Linked DNA regions of Homo sapiens: region 1 is linked to region 2. The links are chromatin loops, found by intact Hi-C in ENCODE. Cell type or tissue: mammary epithelial cell. All regions are shown on one strand. Links, peaks and the distances in the headings refer to the core of each region. The heading gives the core; the rest is flanking DNA. Region 1 overlaps KCNJ6 (potassium inwardly rectifying channel subfamily J member 6). Region 2 overlaps LOC124905020 (a long non-coding RNA gene).

Region 1 (10,580 bases), core at 1,428-9,427, 460 kb before region 2:
TGGGTCTCCCGACTGCCCGGCCTCCTGTCCCCGCAAAGCTTTACTCTTTCTTGTTTTTTGCCTGTGTGGTCTATAGAGGAAGAGATGATCTGCTCTAATGGAATTCAGAGGGTTGAAAGGTTACCCGTGAGTAGGTACCATTATTGTTCCCATTTTAGAGTTGAAGAAATGGAGACAGACAGAGGTTACGTAAGGCAGGGAAGGGAACAACTGTGGCTTGAACCCAGGATGGCCTGATGCTGTAAATGACACAAAGGGGCACAGATGAACTGAGCTATAGCCAGAGAAGTTAATTTGGAAAAAGAAGCTTACTAAGTAATTAATATAACAAACAAGGTTATAAGTGGGTGGGTGTGCCACTGTGGAGCAAGGGCATGATTGACTGAAGCAGCAGCACCTCAGGCTGCTTAGCTGTTTAGTATCTGTGCATGTGTGTGTGTGAATAATTTACATAGCTTTCCCCAGTGATCCTCTTCCGGTCATTAGAAATTGTTGAGTAAAACTGCTTTGCTGGCAACCTGCTGTCCGCACTTGTATTACTGAATGCCCTAGGAAATAATAAAACTCTATTTGTTTAAGGATATGCTAATTAGAGACTTCACACGATTTGACGTTCATCTCCTAATTTGGATGATGCTGTTCCTTTGGAAGATGAGTATTGACTTTAGAGTTTGGGTCTGAGCTAAATTTAGATGCTAGTCCAATTTTGTCCAATGGCTTTGAATTCCACATTGTATATACTGAGAGATCATCACTCACTTCTATTGAGCATCTAATTTAGTGGCTTCTTATGGCCCATTTGGAGAAGGAAGAACAATGGATTTTCTGGTATTGGTGAACAATGAACAATTTTTGCCTTTTTCAATCACAGTAATATATGGTGACCTTGACTCCTTGTCTTCTAAAGTATGGGAAATGTTTAGTGGAGTTATAATGCTAGGTTTCTTACAGTAGCCTGCCTTTTGGAAGGAGTGGTAGAAAAGTTAAGACTCTATGTGTGCACCATAGCATCCAAAATCCAATTGTTAAGACATCTGATGAACCAGAACACAGTGTCCCCAAGCTGTGGAGGATTATAGAGAGTTTACCATATTTGGGGAGCAGTTGTCACCAGTTTTTACCCAGCCAGCCAATGATACTACTGGGATATATTATAATGAGATAGACATATTGGAAGGAAGCCCTGAATAAATGAGCTACACTTAATGCTCAAAAAGAAAGGAGAGCTGGATTTCTTGATTTACGGGTGGCAGATTTTGACCTAGGAAAAACATATTCCATATGTCTTTAAATTGAAAAAAATCACTCCTTATAGAGATTCCTCCAGGAAGATGCCTCTATGAAGAGTTTTACCCAAGTTCTTAGCATTTCAGAGCTCACCAATTAACTCTTTTCCCAGGCTGGGTGGTTGGGGTTATAACTCTTAAGATAAAAAATGGTAAAATTGGAGATAATGGCTTGGCAATGGAGGGATCAGCAGTAAATTATCAAAAGGAGAAAAATAAGATTTGAAAAATGTAGCAGCTATGAAATATCATTACTAGAAACAGTTTAAGAGCATGGTGATGCTTACCCTCAGCAGTCTTATCTTTTCAAAGGCTGCAATCTCATATTCTCCCCTGCTAGGGTAGATTGGCATTTTTGATTACAGTAAAGAAAAATGTGCCTGGAAATCAGACCTGACAGAACATCATGTTCTTCCAGGGGTATTTTTGTAGACAATGCTTATTTAATTTTGATTTCAGAATTGTTTTGTGGTACATCTCATTCTGATACATGGTTGTTTAAAATTCATGTCAATGTCTACGTAATTTAAAAATGAATTGATAACATTTGGAAACAGAAGAACCTTAAAGGAAAGGAAGAACTAATGGTGAGAGAAAAGAATTGAGGGCACATTAATACCAGTCATCTGCACATGAAATATCAGTTGTTGACTGGGCGCGGTGGCTCACACCTGTAATCCCAGCACTTTGGGAGGCCAAGGTGGGTGGATCACCTGAGGTGGGGAGTTCCAGACCAGCCTGACCAACACGGAGAAACCCCATCTCTACTAAAATTACAAAATTAGCCGGGCGCGGTGGTGGTGCATGCCTGTAATCCCAGCTACTCAGGAGGCTGAGGCAGGAGAATCGTTTGAACCCAGGAGGCGGAGGTTGCAGTGAGCCAAGATCACGCCACTGCACTCCAGCCTGGGCAACGAGAGCAAAACCCTGTCTCAAAAAAAAGAAAAGAAAAGAAAAGAAATATCAGGTGTCTTTTCTGGGTGCATTTCTCTGCCGAATCATCATGAATCAGCAGCACTCATGGTGCAAAGGGCACTGAACACAGAGTGCCCGACAACACCATTGGTGGCTGTGGCTTTCAAGGTCCTGCCCTGCTAGTGGCTATTTGACCTTAGCCAAGTCACGGGTCTTGTTGAGGTTCCATTTCTTCATCTGTGAAATGGGCAAAGATTCCCTCCAACTCAAAAATTTTATGATCTGTGGTGTGATTTATGTGACTAAAATTCTCTGCCTGGGAATAACTATACTAGTGACAGAACTGAGCTTTTCTGTGGTGAAGGATGGGTGATGGGTTGCCTTCACCTATTTCCAGTGAACACTGGCTGTCCTCCTTGTTAACTCCCAGATGGCAACTTCCGATTAATTGGCCTTGCCTCCTTGTCTATAAAGTGTTCTCTGGTGTGTTTCATCCTCCACTCTCCCCAGTGTTCTATGCAGTATTTAAATCTTTCAGAAGTTATCTTCTTTAAGAAAAACTTATTGGAAAAAAAAACAGATGGAAGAAGAAGTCATAGATTAAGAGGCTTACAAGATATCTCAACCAATCACCATGTGTTAACCTTATTTGTATCCTGATTCAAACAAGCTGATTGTAAATATAAAAAACAGTGACATGTAAGAGACGATTGGAAGTTTGAACACTTGGTAGATGTTGGATCTTAATTTATTGGTCATTATTTTAGGTGTCATAATGGTATGATAGCTATGTTTTTAAAAGAATCCTTATCTTTTAGGGGCACATACCGAAATATTTGCAGATGAGGATGATGTGATTCTGGTGGGCAGCCAATGAGTGGGGATACAGAGGAAGCAAGTTTGACCCTGAATTGATAATCACTGGAGCAGAATGACGGGGACACAGAGGTTAGTGATACTACTGGGTCTGTTTTTGTGTAAGTCTGATAGGTTCCATCAAAAGAAGTGTAAAATAACCAAAAGGCTTAACGGGGACTCATCCTTGCCAGCACATTTGCCGAGGAGTGGGCAAGTGCTGCCTGTCGCAGTTGTATAATCGCTGGGGGTAAATGTGGAAGTTCGTCAATCAGCAAGGCCGTAGTGGGGGCTGACTGGCAGCAAGCCCAGCGCTGCGTGGCTGTCATCTTGCCTCGAGGCCCATTTGCCCTCTATAAATAACAGTCTATATGAATGCTTTACTATTTTAACACACATGGGCCACAGCTGCTGAGCACGTTTGTTTACGTAGCTATGAAACCTTCTGTAAACACCACTATCTCAAAATCGCCCATGTGTCAGGAACATAAACGGCCCCCTTTAAAAATATATCTGCAGATGAGACACAGCCAACTCCTAGATGTCTGAGTGGCTGGTGTCAGAATTTTCCAGGGTTTGATTCATTTTCAAAAATAGAACCACATGACTGGAAGGTTCTTGAAAGGTCGCCTGGCATGTCCCTCCTGACTTCAGGCGGGACCAGGCCAAAGCCATTCACAAAGGACTCGGGGCTGTTCTGCGTGGGCATGGGTCTGTCTTTTGTGCAGTCCCTTCAAGGCCATGAAAGGGGGGCTCGCTTCCAGCCTTCAAGGAGCCCACTTTCGTTTTCTAAAAATGGAACCTGACCCTGCAATGCGGCTGGCATTGGAAGGCAGTGCATCCACAGAGCACCACTCGCCTGCACCGGGCCTGAGCTCCCAGCAGACGGAAGGACCCAGGTGGCCTCCTGTGGGACAACTCCGGTCTCCGGAAAACACCACGCTGGGATCATCCTGTGCCCAGGATGCCTGCTTCCTAACAGGGAAGAGGGCACCGCGTGAAGGTGGCCATGTGGGCCTTCCCTCCTCCCTGGAAGAGGCCTGCTCGTGGAGACCACTGAGCACAGCAGGTTAAGGTCAACTGCGACATTGTTGAAAGAAGTGATGAGCGCAGGGGAAGCTGTTTTGTGTCAGCTTGCTATTATCACGGCTCCTGATTTCCAGTCCAGCACTACAATGAATAATTAGATCCCTGTGAATTTGTTTTCCTCGAGTGTGCATTTGGTCCACATTTTTTTTTCCTGTGGTTTTGAGAGATTGAAGCATTTTTCTCCCCTAAGGGCCTGTTTAATGCCCATAAATCCTAATTGAGCTTTTCATTCACAAAGAAACAGTATCCTGCTGAAGCGTAAGAGAGCAGCTGTGCTGGGGGTACTGAGTTGTATGATTCCCCTGAGGAAAAGACCAAGACACTTCCAGTTTCCAGACACCTCCAGAACTTTCTAGAACCCCCCCCCCAAGTCTAGAAATTAGAAGACTATTTTTTAAAAGAAAATGAGTAGCAGTTGCCTTTTCCCAGGGATGGGGTGAGCGTTTGGATTGATTTTGCTGGTAATTACTCAGATTTCTCTATGAAAGCTGTAGAAAGGCCATAGGGTGCTCAGAGGCAAGTATCACTGTTAATTACCAAGAAAACCATATTCCTCCCTTTGGAAAGGCTCACTCATTACCAGCTGTCATCAGAAAGCCAGGGCCTGCCCCAGGGAGAATTCTGACTCAGGGACATCACAAAGATAATTTGCTTATTCCAGATTCATTTATTTTACAGAGATTGGGCTCTGGTTTGAGGGAACACAAAGCTTAACTCCCACAATTTAAAGCTCAGACTAGCATCAGTAACCAGAGGGTACGTCTCCAGTGGTTTTTGCTTCTTGAGCTTGGAGACACTGCCCTCTCTCATGTCCTCTTGGGGGAATTTATGGTGAAAAGGGAAAAGAAAAACTGCATCCTGAGTGGTCAGTTCATAGTGTCAGAGGCTGTAGCTCTGTGGCCGCTAGGGGGATCCAGAGTCCCTGTGCTCAGCTGAGGTTGGGGAAGTTTCTGGTCTGTAGGAAAGTGACAGCTCCCTGTTTGAATTATTTCTCTTTCCTCCCTCCTCCCCAGCCTCCCCTCCTCCTCTCTCCCTCCTCCCTTTCTCTTCCCTCCCTCCTCCCCTTCTCCTCCTCTCCTTCCTCCCTTTCTCTTCCCTCCCTCCTCCTCCCTCCCTCCTCCCCTTCTCCTCCTCTTCTTCCTCCCTTTCTCTTCCCTCCCTCCTCCCCTCCTCCTCTCTCCCTCCTCTTCCCTCCCTCCTCCCCTTCTCCTCCTCTCCTTCCTCCCTTTCTCTTCCCTCCTTCCTCCCCTTCTCCTCCTCTCCTTCCTCCCTTTCTCTTCCCTCCTTCCTCCCCTTCTCCTCCTCTCCTTCCTCCCCTTCCTCCTCCCCTGCCTTCCCTTCTACTTCTCCCTTCTATCTCCCTTCCTCCTCCCCACCCAACTATTGCCACACAAATGCACCCCCAAATCAGGCTCAAGGTACAGATAGTCCTGTTAACACCTGGAGCACTTATGTCTTATTTTGCAACAGTGACTTTTGTTATTCTTTAAAGCTACTTTCCGATTAGGTTCCTGTGCCTTTTGTTCTATGGAAAGGAGACCGCTCCTACCATTGAGCTCCATGCAAAGCCCTTTACTCACGTTTTCACTGTTTGCTGCATTTAAAAACCCTATAGCAAAAGTTTCACACCACCACCGTAAAAGAAATTTGTGAGAGGTTGTGACCTTGCCTGTTGGGTACAGGGAGGTAGAAACATGGGACCCATGGCTTTTCCCTAAAAGGGATCACAGGATTAAGTTACTTGTCACAGGTTGATGAAGAACATGGGGCCAGCCTGCTGGTCATGCAATTTCAGACAATATAAACCACCTGAATCTCAAGCTGAAGACTTAAAAGCGTAAAAGGGCTGATGGTATCAGGAAAAAGGACCCCAAAGACACTATTACTACCTCAAAGAACAATAAAGACCTTAATGAATTAGGGTTCTGGTTTATACTTTCCCCGTGAGGCACTATGGTTATCTTGAGTCCTAGCTGATGGCTCTGTTTTGGGGGATGTTACATACAAACATGGGCAGAACCTGCTTTGCTGTTGGGATGTGTAACGTGCAAATTTCAGACATGAGCGAAGACGTCAGTAAAAACAGACCATTTTCTCTATTTCCTGAACAGATCATCTTCCCTAAAACATCCCAATGATTAGCCATTAACAGCAGGAGGGCCGGCGGGATTAAGATGAATGGATCTTCAACTTTTTTCTTTTCTGCTAGAGTTATTTACTGTGTCTGCAGCTTTATACTTACTGGGAGCTCAGCAGGTTGAATGTGGAGAGATACTAGGCACTCACTTCATACAAAAGAAAAACCAATGCTATAGGCCTTATAAATGACTCTCAAAGAATGGGTGAAATTGCATTTTTATTAAAGCAGTTTGTCAGGCTTCCTTTGAAAGGCTTAACTTCCTCCTTCTAACTTGGTAACAAATAACCTCAAGTATTTAAATTAGCAATGTTTTAAGGCCATTTAAAACATGCTTTAGAGACAGATCAGAGTTTAATTTAGGTAAATATTTGGAGACTTAAAATATATTACATGGTGATTTTTCATTGTTCATTAATTTATTTTCCAAAGGGCTTTAAAAAACTAAATGGTTAGGCTTCTTGGTGGATATACTTCAGGTGAGACATGTAGGCATACTATGTCATGAAGCAAGGGGATGTTGTCAATATTGAGTGAGGTTCAGTATTCTAGATCTTGTAATAGATAAGAACATCAGGTCCAGTTTAAAATGAGCATCTATCCCACAGCCATCCCAGGATAGAACACATCTTACCTGTGGCTTCCACCATTCCTTCTAGGATGACCACAATTTCCAGTTCCTCTTTGGGCAGCTGGGCTTTGGAGATCTCCCAGAAAGGACTCTGTTGGTTAATTTCATGGCTAATGATCAGCGGTGACACCAGAAACAGACGGTCATCCCCCGTGTAATACCCTACGTTGATATCCGTCTGGTTCAACGGGATGAACTCCCCCTCCGAGGTCTGTTTGGATTTGATCAACTTGGCTCTGATGGAAGCCTCCACAATGTGGGAATTCCTAAGGTCCCCTACCCGGAACATCAGGCACAGTTTCCCATCCCGCATGGAGATCACTGCATGGGTGGAAAAGACCAGGGTCTCTGCCCTCTTCTTGGGTTGAGAGATTTTTACAAACATGCATCCCACCATGAATGCATTGACAATGGACCCCAACACAGATTGGATTAAGAGAAGAATAATTCCCTCTGGGCATTTATCTGTGATGACCCGGTAGCCATAACCAATGGTGGTTTCTGTCTCTATTGAGAATAAAAAAGCAGAGACGAACCCGTTGAGGTTGGTAACACAAGGAGTCCAGGAGGGGTCCTCTATGTGGTCCATGTCTCCCCGTATGTATGCGATCAACCACCAGATCATTCCAAAAAAGAGCCAGGTCACTGTGTAAACCATGACAAAAATCAATAGGTTGAATCTCCACTTCAGGTCCACTAATGTGGTGAAGATATCGGTCAGGTAGCGATAGGTCTCCCTCACGTTGCCGTGATGAACATTGCACTTTCCGTCTTTCCTCACGTACCTCTGGATTTTCCTTTTGGTCCGATCTCGGCTGATGTGTCTTGGCAGGTCATCCCTGGCCTGCTTAGGCAACTTTGGCTGGTGAATGGCCACTGGGCTTTCGACGTCCTGATCCATGGAGTCGCCCTCCAGGACGTTAGCTGGTGGTTTGGAGAAAAGAAAAGAAACACTGAATGAAAGGCTGGCTCTTTGAGGACAATGGAACGGCACACTTTGTATGGGCTGGTGAAACCAAATACCATTTGTGTAGCTATAAACAAAGTAGACAAAGCCATTTTTATTCCACACCATCTGGATAGGCCTCTAGTTGACTTGGACTTCTGTGCTCTTCGATCTAGTTTGTGTAAGTACTTCACCATCCTGCCCACCAGGACGGAGCTTATTGCTGCAAAATTGTGTCCCTGCCAGCAGGTTCTACTGAGTCAGCTCTCACAGAGGGATGCCTCCCAACTCTGAGATGCTGTGGCATGGGAGAGGCAGTAAGCTCTGATGAAGGAGTCCTCTTTAGATTCAGACAGGCTTAGCTCTACTACTTAGCAACTCTTAGTGGGCTCTTGGCCATGATATCTGTTATGGACTGTATTGTGTCCTCACCAAATCCATATGGGGCTTGAGCCCCAACCCCTAAGGTGACAGTATTGGGAGATAAGGCCTTTAAGGAGATAGTTAAAGGTTATATGAGGCCATAGGGTTGGGGCTCCAATCTAATAGGACTGGTATCCTTATGCGAAGAGGGAGAGACACCAGGGGTGCACACAAACAGAGGAAAAGCCATATGAGACACAGGGAGAAGGTGGCCATCTGCAAACCAAGGAGAGAGGGCTCCCAGAAACTAACCCTGCCAACACCTTGATCTTGAACTCCAGCCTCCAGAACGATGAGAAAATAAATGTCCATTGTTTAAGCCACCCATTCTGTGATATTTTATTATGGCAGCCTGAACTGACTTACAACACACTATCCAAATTCGTGAGCCTCAGTTTCCTCATTTACAAAATTGATCATGATACCCAACTCACAGTGTTGTTATAAGGTTAAACAAAACCATGTATGTGATCTGTGCCTGCATGTAACAGACTTGCAATCAATATTTTTTTGTAATAAATTGTTCCCTTGTCACTTTCCTTATGTTTAGGGCAAGAGTCTTGAACAAGCTCTTTGAACTATTGGCCAAATTTCAGGGTTTAAAAAACATTTCTGGTTTTTGTCGGTAAGTATGCATGCATTGTACTTTAATGGTTGATTCAATGCCAAGGTAAGTAAAAAAGGGTGGGGAAATGTTCTCTCTGTCTGTGTGCTTACATATTTGATTTGGTTTCTGCCTCCTCAACATTCAACATCTGTAATTTTAGCTTGTGGTTATTTTTTTTCTTTTAAAAAAGTTTAAATTTTTTTTTTTTTTTTTAGAGATAGGGTCTCGCTCTGCCACCCAGGCTAGAGTATAGTGGCACCATCATAGCTCTCTGCAGCCTTGATCTCCTGGGTTCAAGTGATCCTCCCACCTCAGCCTCCTGAGTAGGCACAGGAGGCTCAGGCTTATGTCACTATGCCTGGCCAATTATTTTATTTTCATGGAGACGGGGGTCTCACTATGTTGCTCAGACTGGTCTTGAACTCCTGGTCTCAAGCCATCCTCACACCTTGGCCTCCCAAAATGCTGGGATTACAAGCATGAGGCACCATGTCTAGTTATGTTGTTTCTTATGGCTTTCATGATTAATGCACTGGTTCACTCATTAGTTAATAATGCATTAGGAAAGCTCTCCTAAAACTTGAGTGCAGGGGAATTTTGGAACCGATTTCTGCTGTTTAAAAGCATATAATCCACTTATGAAATTATTTATTTGGCCAATAATACTAAAGTCTTCTACAAGTTTGGTAAGAAATTTCTTCCTCCAGACTTAAATTCTGTGTCGTTTGACTCTGCCATGTGTTTCCTTTATGGACACTCTGTTTTTAATCTTGGTTAAAGGACAAATGTCATCTCTCCACAAACCATCATTTATCTGAATAAGAACATAGCCGGAGATGGGATTTGAGTGCCCCCAACCTAACTTATGAGTTAACCTTGCTCATGGATGATCAGTTGCCTTAAAAATCAATCTCCTGGATCTGTTTTTGTGTTTCAGCCTCAGGAAGAGACAGCATCTGTTCTGCAGAGCCTACTCTCTAGTCTGACAGCTTTGACTTTTAGATGATCTCCCTCAGTAGTCCTTCATTGAAAATAAGAAAAGTCATTCATTTGTAAGAAAATTTGCTTTTTTCCCTTTCTTAGAACAAATACCAGGATAGGTGTTGATGGGGGGCTGTTGAGGTTGGGAGGGCTGGAGGTGGGGTGGGTGTATGGATGGAGGCAGAGGCCATGTCCTTCTCACTGGAGTTAGGGTGGGTGTGTGGAGGGAGGCAGGGGCCATGTCCTTCTCACTGGAGATGGGGTGGGTGTATGGATGGAGGCAAAGGCCATGTCCTTCTCACTGGAGGTGGGTTGGGATGTGTGGAGGGAGGCAGAGGCCATGGCTTTCTCACTGCCGCTACCCCCTACATGGCAGGGTGTTCTTGTCCTTGAATGGTCAACAACTCTGAGCTCTCACTGCTAATTTTGTGCTGAGTGGAAGTCTCTAAATATGACTTTATATGGAACGGTGTCTGGGCTCAAACTGTGCCTGGCTGGGGAGACCTTGTCTGCAGAGCCCTGCGAAGGGTCCAGCAGGCCTGGTGTATATCCCGTCTTGACCGCTGGGAGGCTGCCCAGCTGTGCAAAGCCACCCTAAGCTCTTGTCTTTCTGAGTCCTTAAGTGGGAGAAGAGGGTTTGTCAAATTAGCTGATTCTCAAGTCTTCAGTGATATATCATACTTAAAAAATGTTACAAAGGAAATTTATTC
Region 2 (10,580 bases), core at 1,426-9,425:
TCCTGGTGGGAGATAATAAATAATGGCATCTTATCCAGAAGACTTCATCAAGTACCTGAAGTTTACTCTGGGAACATCTGGGCTGTAGCCCCTCCTTCCAAGGAGCTCTGGGATCAACTTCTGATACTGAGAAGCGTGAAGTTCGAATTCAACTTTAGCCTTGTTATGCTTGTGTGTGCACTTTCACACTTATTGTTAAGGGATTCGTGAGTGGCTGAGGAGAGGAGACACAGAAGACTCCCTTTCTTTGTAATGTGCAAAAAACCATAGAGAATCAGTAAATGCAGATGAATGGGAATATAAAGCACTTACTGTTCTTATGGTTCAAAGGTTTTAGAACAGGCACATCCACCTTTACTCAGCCACAACCAAGAAGACTGGAATTCAGAAGCACACTCGACCTCTAAGCCTGCCTTTCTCATCATGCTGTCTCACACTTCTCCCTGGATAAATAAAGGCGACCTGTGCCCTAGCATTGATAATGATGCTGGGGACAAAGTCAAGCTCCGACAGTGTTGGGACAGTCTCTGGAGTCTGCCTGGGCCCTGGCGCCTGAAATGGCCTGGCTGGTCCTTAGGCCGGGCCACCTTGCCTGCCTGTTTTCTGGTTTCTTTCCCTCCTGGGCCATCTGTTTTTCACCTGCCTGATGGCTGCAGTCTGCTTTCCATCTGGTCATCGTTCCAAAAACATGGGAAGCAGAATATGACAAATGGTGATAAATGGAAAGAAAGGAGTCACAGAGGTTTCAGCGTTGATCATCCACAGATTTACCAGCCATTATAAAATTTGGCTCCTGCTTATTCATTTTCATCTGCATGCCAAAAGCAATCGATTGTAGAAAAGACCCGCATTCTTTGTCTATTTTACTTGCCAAGTCAGTTGGAGTCCAGATGGTGACACTGACCTTTGCAGAGTTCCTCATTCTTCCCAGGAAATGTACATTCGAGGAAAAGTCAAGCCTCTTACCACTTTAGTGGTACCATTAAGAGGGTGGTTGGGGAACCTGGATTATTTTAAATGCATACACGCACACACACCAAGCCTGGAACATGCTGCTTGCTCTTATCATCAAGAGTGTTATAATTTTGGGCTGGCTGGAAAGCAAAAGCTCCAAGTTAGAAAGCAATCTGTTCCACCCCTGCCCCCTCACCCTCCCTGAAGCCAGACGGCTGTAGTGCAGCTTTCTCCTCTTCAGACACACACCGGGTTGGAGCCTGTTAAATTGCATCGGCACTGACTGGACCTCACAGAGGCCCATGTTCTATGCCCCTCCGGGAACCCTCATTGGCTTTTGGATACTTTCCTTGCTACTCCGAGTTCGCCAAATGCTGTGATAGACCCTTGTAAGGTCACAAGAGTGCAACAATGAGAGAAAAAAAAAGCTGTGATTCTAAAACTGAACCACACTCCTACATTATCAGGATTTTTCCATTTTCCAGTGAGAGTGGAATAGAGAAGACTTTCTGCCCTGGAGCCTGGTTCCTTTCCATGGATCTTAACAACAGGGGGAAATAGTAGACCCTGCACCTGCAGGAGGAGGAGGGTCTGGGGAAAGACAAAGCTGGGATTAACCTCATGCTACTAGTTATAAAGAATGATTTGGAAGGATCAGTATCACCCAAATTAGCTATTTGCCAAACACTGAATATCTATCAACTGATAACCACCCTCTTATTATTGAAATAATTTTGTTTTCATAAATCCAGTTCTAATTCAAGAAGATGCCGTTTCATGTGAACTCCATCAGATTACAGCTCTCCAGGCACAAGGGGTCGCTGGCTTAGAATCAAAGCACATGTCCAGATTTCCTCCTCCTCACTTTTCTTCTTGGTTGTTTATAGATGCGAAATTCTCTTTCCTTGCTTCTCCATTCTGTGGCTTTAGGGATTTAGAAGAACAAGAGCTAAATCCTTACTTTGTGTCAGGGTCCGTAACAAAGGCTTCACACGTCTTAACATGTTGAGTCCTCAGAGCAAAGGCATGGAGAGGGATATACTATTATCATCCCCATTTTACATATGAGGACATCAGGGCACAGATAGGTTAACTTGCCCAAGGTCACAGGCTAGTATGTGTGGGTTTGAACCAAGGCCATGGAGCTCCAGGATTTGTGCTCCTAAACATGTTGCTGTGGTCCCCCTTAGAATGTAGAGCAAGAGTTCTCAGCTGGGGGTGATTTTGCATTTGGCAGGGGCCCTCTACTTTAGCACTGTCTGGAGACATTGTTGATTGTCACAGGTGGAGAAGCACTCCTGGAATCTCGTGAGTGGAGGCCAGGCTGGAGATGCTGCTAAACATCCTCTAATGTACAGGGCAGCTCCCCTCAGCATAGAACTCTCCTCCCTCAAGTATCAATAATGCTGACATTGAAAAAAACCCCGATGAAAAGAAATCACCGGACACATACACAGAAATGTACACAGATGTATAAATAGTAAATCAATCAATCAATCTATCTCTGTTGATCCACCTATCTAGCTAGCTACCTATGTCTTCCTTCTGCTCCCAGAAGACAGCTAAAAGGTTTACTCTTTTGAAAGGGCCTTTAAAGTATTCACTATTTTGAAAGCTTTTAGTAGTAATTTTCATATAAGAGTTATAGAGTAAAGTGATTTACAAGTTATTGTTCCTTGAAAATATAGTGGTGTGTGTGTGTAGTAGGGATGGCTCCCACTTTAGTTCCTGTGGACTTTCCCTTTGGCTGTGGAAAGTCCAGGTCATTCCCTAAGACCTTGTACCTGTGATTTTTGTCTCCACTTGGCCTTTGAGAAAAAAGCTGGGCCAGGACAGGTCATCTGGCCAAGGCCAAGTTCTCAGTCATTTTAATTCTAATTACATCCAGCTTACATTACACATTATGTTAATATCACACTCCATCATGTTACAGCAATATACATTATGTAATATATTAATAGACATTACCTATTCTGTTATTAGCACATGACATTAATACACCTTATATTAACACACATTAAATATTACATCAATACACATTACATGCTACATTGACAGCACATTACAAATTACATTAATAACACATTGCAAATTACACTAATGCATACTACATATCACAGTGATGCACACTACCTATCACATTAGTAACACCTTCCATATTACATGATTAACACATTACATCTTATATTTATACACATTATATATTACATTCATAATGCACTCGATATTACATAACACATTACATATAATGTAATTATATGGAATATATGATTAACACATTACATATTGCATTAATGCACATTACACATTATATTAATATGTACATCCTGATGCCTGGTTGAAGGAAGCTCATTCTTTCTGGAGTCCCCAACTCTAATATTCCTGGTCACCTCCAGTCCTAGTTGTCACCTGCAGCTGATCTAGACAACGCTGGTTTCTCAAAGAGCTGACAGTTCCCCCAAGGGCAGCTCCCTCCCAGGCAAGCACAGGCCCCTTGGCTGCCTGGGAAGTTCTCCATGTTCTTCACCCTAGCTTGCTTCACGGCCCACAGACATCCCCTTTGTGCTGTGCTTACCCAGTGGGGTCCTGGTCCTTTGGGGTCACCCCCACAGCTGCTCTACTACAGCCTACATGGCTGACCAGGGAGACAGGTGAAGCGATGTCAGTGCTTGACAACTCACACGGCCCAGCGAGCCATTCCTCAATGCTGATCAGTTCCCACAAGTAACAGGCTCTGGCTGAGTGAAGGAGATGGTGCAGGTGCAGGTCAAGACAGGGTCACTGCCCTTCTGGAGCTTGGGTCTAGCAGGAGAGCGGAGTAGAGGTAAGACTTTAATTAAAAGACCCATTGATAACTTGGAATTAAGGGTGATGTGCTGTTATATCTAGCTGTGAGGAAAAAGATCATTTGGTTTCAGTTCTTAGACCTGGGTGCTGGGCTTGGGGAAGCTTGTCCAACTCTTCTTTCCCTCCAGGTGAGTTCTGTCTTGAGGCCTCTCTTTCATTTGTTCCCCCTGCTCTGTGGTTTCTAGGTGCATTGCCCATCCTTCAGAGAGCTCTGTGTGAATCCATAAAAGGTGCTTAAAGCTTTTCACTCCATGAAGCCTCATCTGTCTCATGAAAGCAATAAATGTAAGTGGACATTTGGGAGGAAATGTTTGCTTTGCATGCTCATAACTGGATGGCTCATTTGGATGGAGATTGCCCCAGACATCCATGTAAGTCCTCCATCCTAGTAGACAGCAAACTACTGCAGCACGAACCATATTACATTACTAACACACTACAAATTATACTGATACACACTACATATCACAATAATTCACATTACATATTACATTAGTAACATCCTCCATATTACATGATTAACTCATTACACCTTATATGAGCTGGTTTGTGCTGCTCCCTATGTAAGCACCCTCTGTAATTCCATCAGGATCTCAAAGGTCTGGAGCTCAGGTTCAGCCACAGTACCTGCAATGCAATGAAATTAATGGTATTATGATAGTAATGATATGATAATATTAATGCAGGCTGTTGTGCAGTACACCTACTAAGGTTCTGGGAAATAGAATCCACAAGACATGATATACACCTTATCCTTCCTTTTCCTCCAAAACACTGCCACGATCTATCAACACCATCATTTAACAGATGTTGAAAGAAAGACTCTAAAAAATAACTTGCCCAAGGCCAGTCAGTGAGTTGGCTGCAAACTCTCTGTCTTTCCCCATTTCTTCCTTTTCTCTATTCCACGTAGTATTTAAGTCATCACCTCCTGTTCACCCCACAGTGCTCAGCTCTGCCACCCCTCACTCACTGGAGCACCAGTGCTCAGGTCACCCACTATGCCTACCTTGCACATCCCACCTCTGGCTGCACCCACAGGCTCACGCTAGGCAGGGAAGGGCAGGTAAGGGCATCAGGCATTGTGCCCTTCCATAGCCAGGCTCATGGAGGGCTTTCTGAGCAGAGATTCTAATTCTGCCAGCTGACCTGGTAGAAGCCCCCAGGCTGCAGCCCTGTTCTGCCCACTTCCACTCCCATGCATAGGGACATCCACAACATCCACACTCCAGGTAACTGAATCCACCTCCCCACTGCAGCATTTCAGAAGATGCTAAGTGCAGGATGAACCACACACTTCCTTCTCCAAACTGGGCCACTTTTGAGAGTAAAAGAGGCATTATTAATAACTGAGACAACAGGTGGATGCTGGACATATGTCATTCACCCTGTTTGACAAACTCCTGTCGCCTCTCACCAGCAGAGGAGGCTGTGAGACCAGAAGACTTGGAAGGAAGTGGCAGGCACTGATTGTTTCTAAGGGAGCTGGGTTGGATCCTCGTTTTGTGTGGTTGGGAGGCTGGCAGCTGGCAGTCCCCTCAAGCCAAGCATGATGTAGTGGGGGTAGGTTATCTTTCTTCTCACTGCCTTAGTGTCCTCAGGATTGCCTTGGGGCCACTTTTCTTGTCATCAGGAAGTGAGCAGGACCACAGCTGATGACCCTCAGCCTGTCATTTTGGTGCAATCCAGGGTTTAACTGGCCGGGGAGTAAAGGGGACTGTTGCACCATTCCAGGCTGGCTGAGCCTTGTATCTCACCTCCCCACATCTCTGTATCCCTGGGGCTAAATGGGGCTGTTTCCATGCTCCTTCTAGAAGCTTCTCCAGCACCAGCCTTCCCCCAAACCAGAACAAGAGCATTGATCTACACCCAAGAGGAGCAGGAATCAGCAGAAACACAATGGAACAAACTGATATGCCATCTAGTGGAAACACAGAAAGCCTCAAATGAAAATCTCAGCCAAAATGAGGCCACTCAACCAGTGTCCAGTGAATCAAGTTTCTGACAAAAGTCAGCTAAATCAAACACCTCTGTGTTTCACCCTTTTTGATGGCAACGCCTTAAATGTGACTGCTGCTCAGAAAGCCAAGTAAAGAAAATATAATGGGGCTGCTATTGGCTCATTCCGAATCAGGCATTTTCTCTCAGGTCAGCATTTGGGATCAGAATTTTGATTACATAATATTGTCGAAGGCAACAGAAAAGGACCATTGACTCACAGGGTGTTACAGCTGATAAAGGACTTCAGAATTAATCAACAAACATTGAGGCAACATTAACTAAAGGTCAAGAACTATTCTAACCACCTTATAAATATTTATTCACTTAATTCTCACAGCAGCCCTATATATAAGCACTAGCATTATCTCCACTTGACAGATAAGGAAACTGAGGCATGAAAAAGTTAAGAAAGGTGCTCAGGGACACACAGCTGATAAGGCTTCGCACCCGTTTGGTTAGGCTCGGAAGCCACTGCACCATGCCCAAGGTCACAGAGCAAGGAGTCCAAGCAGTATTTCCCTTACTCAGAGATATGAATAGCCAGAAACACTTAGGATGTTTGGTTTTACAACCCACAACCTCCTCCCCCACCTTCGCCAAAAGATAAACTATTTTCTTTTTTTCTGGAACTTACCTAACATAACATAATCTACATAAATCTACAAAATAATGTTGTTCATGAGAAAGGCATATTCGATTCAAGCTTATCCACCTTAAACTGCTTCTGCATAACCAACCTAGACGTATACAGAGTCCCTTCTGTTAGTTCCTTTGATGGATTTTTGCTTTTTTTCTCCTGAAAGTAAAAAGCAGGAACATATACTGTGATTTATTAGGTTTTGCATCTGTGACAAGGAATGCAGTCCTAGAGAGGGCGGTAATTAGCTAATGCTTCTGGAATGCTGCTTCCTTCCCACCAGCCCCTGGAGGTCAGCAGGCCAGGGGCGAAGGCAGCTTTGTCCTGCCCCTATGGGAGGTTGTGTTTCTCGACCCAGTGTCTTGAGTTTGCTTCGGGGCCGGCATCTATGGAGAGCAGGGAGCATTTGCACTCCTTGGGGAAGAGGCATGAGGAGGGGCAGCGGTGTCCTAAGCTCCTAGTGACTCAGTCTATTCTTGACCTGCCATCACAGGGATGAGTTTGGCCTGAATGAAAGTCACACACCCTGAGCAGGCTCTGAGGTTTGGTTTAGTCCACAGTTTTTCAACCTCAGGACTATTGACGTTTTGTCGTGGGGCTACTGGATGCACTGTGAAATGTTAACAGCATCCCTGACCCTCCACCACTAGATGCCAGTAATGGCTGTAACCGTAATAGGTTCGCTGCCTGATGGGCAGCCAGCAAGTCAGTACACCGAGACAGCCAGTTGCAGCAGAGAAAGAGGGTTCATTGCAGAGCCGCTGAATAAGACGGGAGGAAACCTCAAATTTGTCTCCCCGAGGAGTTTTAGGGTTAGGGTTTTTAAGGGTTTTAGAGTTGACCAAAGTGTGGAGATCAGTGGTTGATCGAAGAGTGCAGGGTGAAGGCATTGGACAAGAAGATGAAGACGCTGTATTCTCATACTGATTCAGTTCCTCTGTGAGGTGAGGGTCTTCTAACTGGTTGGTGTGAGCTGTTCCACTGGAATTCAGGATCTGAAAAGCATCTTAAGCAATTTTTTTTTTTTTTTTTTGAGACAGAGTCTCACTCTGTCATCCAGGCTAGAGTGCAGTGGTGCGATCTCGGCTCCCTGCAAGTTCCACCTCCCGGGTTGACGCCATTCTCCTGCTTCAGCCTCCCGAGTAGCTGGGACTACAGGCGCCCACCACCACGCCCAGCTAATTTTTTGTATTTTTACTAGAGACGGGGTTTCACTGTGTTAGCCAGGATGGTCTCGATCTCCTGACTTCATGATCAGCCCGCCTCGGCCTCCCAAAGTGCTGGGATTACAGGCGTGAGCCACTGCGCCTGGCCACATCTTAAGCAATTTTTAAGCAAAAGCCTTGTGATTCTAACCTCAGAGATGCTATCTATAAGAACAACAGGGATACAGATGGTCAGTGTCTAGGCCTACCTGACTTTCTGTTACAAGGAAGTGGGCCGAAGTGCAGCCTGATTAATGCTTAATTATAACTATATTTCTGTACAGAATTCTTGTTAAGAATTATTGGGTCCAGGATTGACCTAATTTTCCCAAATTATTTAAGATTAATTATAACATGGCCTCTCAGATTGGTTCAAGGGTAGAGTGAGGGGGACCATGCCATTTGGGAAGAGCCATTCAGACATGTCTAATAAGTAAGCATTGCTTTTCTCTACCTTACTCAATATTCTTTACAGATTTCAGAAACAGCCTAAAACAACATTCCACACATTGAATGCATATACTAGTTCACAGTGAGGCCCTAGAGTACTGGAAGCAAAGCTGGGAAAAATTAAAATTCTAAATCTTCTACACAGTAAATGCAAACATGAACTGGACATTCCTCATTTCTTCCATATTTCCTTTTCTACCATCTTTAGCCTATTCTCAGCCTCAGATGGACTGACGCATTAAAGCTCCAGAGTGTGGGTAATTTATGGAACTTGAAAAATGCATGTCTGGGAGCCATGGAGAGAGGGGGAAAGGGCAGTCCCAATCAGACCCTCAGTCTCCTCTTTGTCTTTCATGTACTCTCTAATGTCTACTCCATTGAGTGTACTCTTGGTACCCAACTCCTTTAATGGGAGAAGCTTTCAGCTGTTGCTCAGGGTATTGCTGCTCATATGCACTAAAGCCATTGAGCACACTATTCAGGGGACCCTCACCAGCCCTCTTGGATATTTGCACTATTGGTGGTCCTGAGGTGACCTCAAGGATGAGTCATAGGAGTTAGTCAATCTTTCAAAGGGAGTGTCTGTTCCCTCTGCTGGGAGATCGTGTGTTATTTGATGCAAATTTTCAATACAAACCCACTTTAAATACAGAAGACATCCCAGATGGAAAGGAAAAACCTTTTCAGACAGCTATTCTTCAATTTGGTTTCTGGAGGCATAATTTTCTTCGATGGTAGGCAGAATTCTAAGATGACTTGTGCCTTGAATAATCCCTTCCTCTTGAGTAGGGGCAAGAGCTGTGGATATGATGGGATCTCACTTTGTGTTATAATGTATGGCAAAAGGGACTTCTGCAGATGCAATTAAGGTCTCTTAACAGATGAGTTAAGGTAAAGGGAGACTGCCCCGGTTGGGCCTTATCTAATCAGGTGAATTCTTATGGTCTTAAAGTCTGAGACAGAAGTCAGAGAGAGGCATGTTCCTGCTGGCCTGGAAGAAGAAAGCAGCCACAGTAGCTAGAACCAAAGAGTGGTCTGAGAGCTGAAAGCAGCCTCAGCCCAGGAGCCAGCAAGAAAATGGGGACCTCAGTGCTACAATCAGAAGGAACTGAATTCTGCCAGCAACCAGAGAGCTGGAAGAGGGCCCTAAGCCTCAGATGACCTTCCAGCCCTGGCTCAATAACTTATGTTGTTTTAAGTCACTAGGTCTATACGTAATTTGTTATCTGGCAATAGAAAATCAATGCACCTTCATTTTATTTTGTTGCTAAATTGGATATTCACTGTATTTTCTTATTTGCTTTGTTCTTGATGCTCTGGCATCTAGGGCCTTGTTGACAGGAGGAAACCACCCTTCCCAAGGCTTTACTATCCCAAAGATTGTAAAGGACTTGCCCTGGAGCATGCTTTTCATATGAAAACTAACCAATCCAGAGGCCTTACTTTGAACCACCTTCTCTCTCTGGCTCTTACACTCCAGGAGGTAATGTTCCTCTGCTCTGATCATCTCAGGACCAGGTACCAGACAGCTAGAGACAGCCCCTATACCCTGGAGCCTATCAAAATTACTTAATCTAGCAGATCATACACCTACCTAGTCTGTTTACCCTGCCTCACCTGTTCCTTCCCATGAAAACCACAATAAAGATGTCTGCCTCTGCTTTCCCCATTTCCCCACTCTGCTTCCTTATAAACTTTGGTCCTTCCATTTGTAGCCCCTCCTCTTGGGAACTGTGAATAACAAACTATCTTGTCAGTAACAGTCATCGTCTGATTTGTTGGCCTCACCATACTGGAATAATAATAAAACCTATTTAAAACAAACTGTTAGGATCGTTTTGCTTATACATTTCTTCTCTATGTGTTCTACTCAGATCCTCCCAAACTTCAGAAGTGTCAAAAAATACTAAATGCAGATTATTAAATCTTGACCTTAATTAGGTTCCATTGTGAATTTTTTAAATAAAAAGATTGTTTTAGTATTAAAAAAATTCTTCACAAGGGATAACAAGCACATCTTGGCTTTTGTCCCTTCTTACAGATTTTTAGCATAAGCTGAAAGAAAAATAAAACTATGGGAAAGATTTTGCCAGACAAAACAGAACAATAGGCAGAGTTCCATGTAAAATGCCTGATTGGTGCAGGCAGCCAGTATCCTCTAATGGAAAAATTCACAAATGTAACAAAAATAAATGGTGCATCATACATTATGTTTGTCAATACTTTTGTGATGATTTATGCTAGAATGGCAAGCCAGAGATTGCCTAATTTTATGTCCTATGCTTTAAGACCAGCCTCCCATACTTTCCTGAACGTCTGAAGAGCTTACAAAAGGGCTTTTGCTTTGTTTTACTCAAAGAAAAGTGAACTCCTTCTCTTACTAATGATTTGAGCATTTTCCTCTCAGGAAACAAATAATATTTAAGCAAGTGATTTAGCATGACACTATTTTTTGCTTCTAATGTAAAAGGCCTATTACTTACAAA

What was found. Hi-C counts contacts between places; a loop is a spot of excess contacts. Peaks named below come from ENCODE experiments on the same cell type or tissue, not always from the same donor. Only the 100,000 strongest peaks of a DNase experiment are listed, where the experiment ranks them.
Region 1: a loop joins it to region 2, with 7 times the contacts of the local background. A loop is called at or near these places in 2 of 110 quality-filtered maps.

What each region holds. Positions count from the first base shown.
Region 1 is chr21:37,707,295-37,717,874 of GRCh38, forward strand. It overlaps KCNJ6 (potassium inwardly rectifying channel subfamily J member 6), which reads right to left. Exons shown (of 4, transcript NM_002240.5): 3 at 6,917-7,837. It overlaps KCNJ6-AS1 (KCNJ6 antisense RNA 1), which reads left to right. Exons shown (of 8, transcript NR_183540.1): 3 at 3,020-3,149; 4 at 6,942-8,907; 5 at 9,827-9,941. Among named protein-coding and RNA genes, the nearest start is that of KCNJ6-AS1, 190 kb to the left of the region's middle. RefSeq lists a silencer at 5,039-5,088. In mammary epithelial cell, for the core only: a CTCF peak has its summit at 5,041 (motif pointing right); a DNase peak (open chromatin) is centred at 5,057.
Region 2 is chr21:38,165,183-38,175,762 of GRCh38, forward strand. It overlaps LOC124905020 (a long non-coding RNA gene), which reads left to right. Exons shown (of 3, transcript XR_007067862.1): 2 at 3,987-4,086; 3 at 5,616-6,518. Among named protein-coding and RNA genes, the nearest start is that of DSCR10, 36 kb to the right of the region's middle. RefSeq lists an enhancer at 6,593-6,887. In mammary epithelial cell, for the core only: CTCF peaks have their summits at 5,226, 5,721 (motif pointing left) and 7,090 (motif pointing right); no DNase peak of the experiment used is centred there.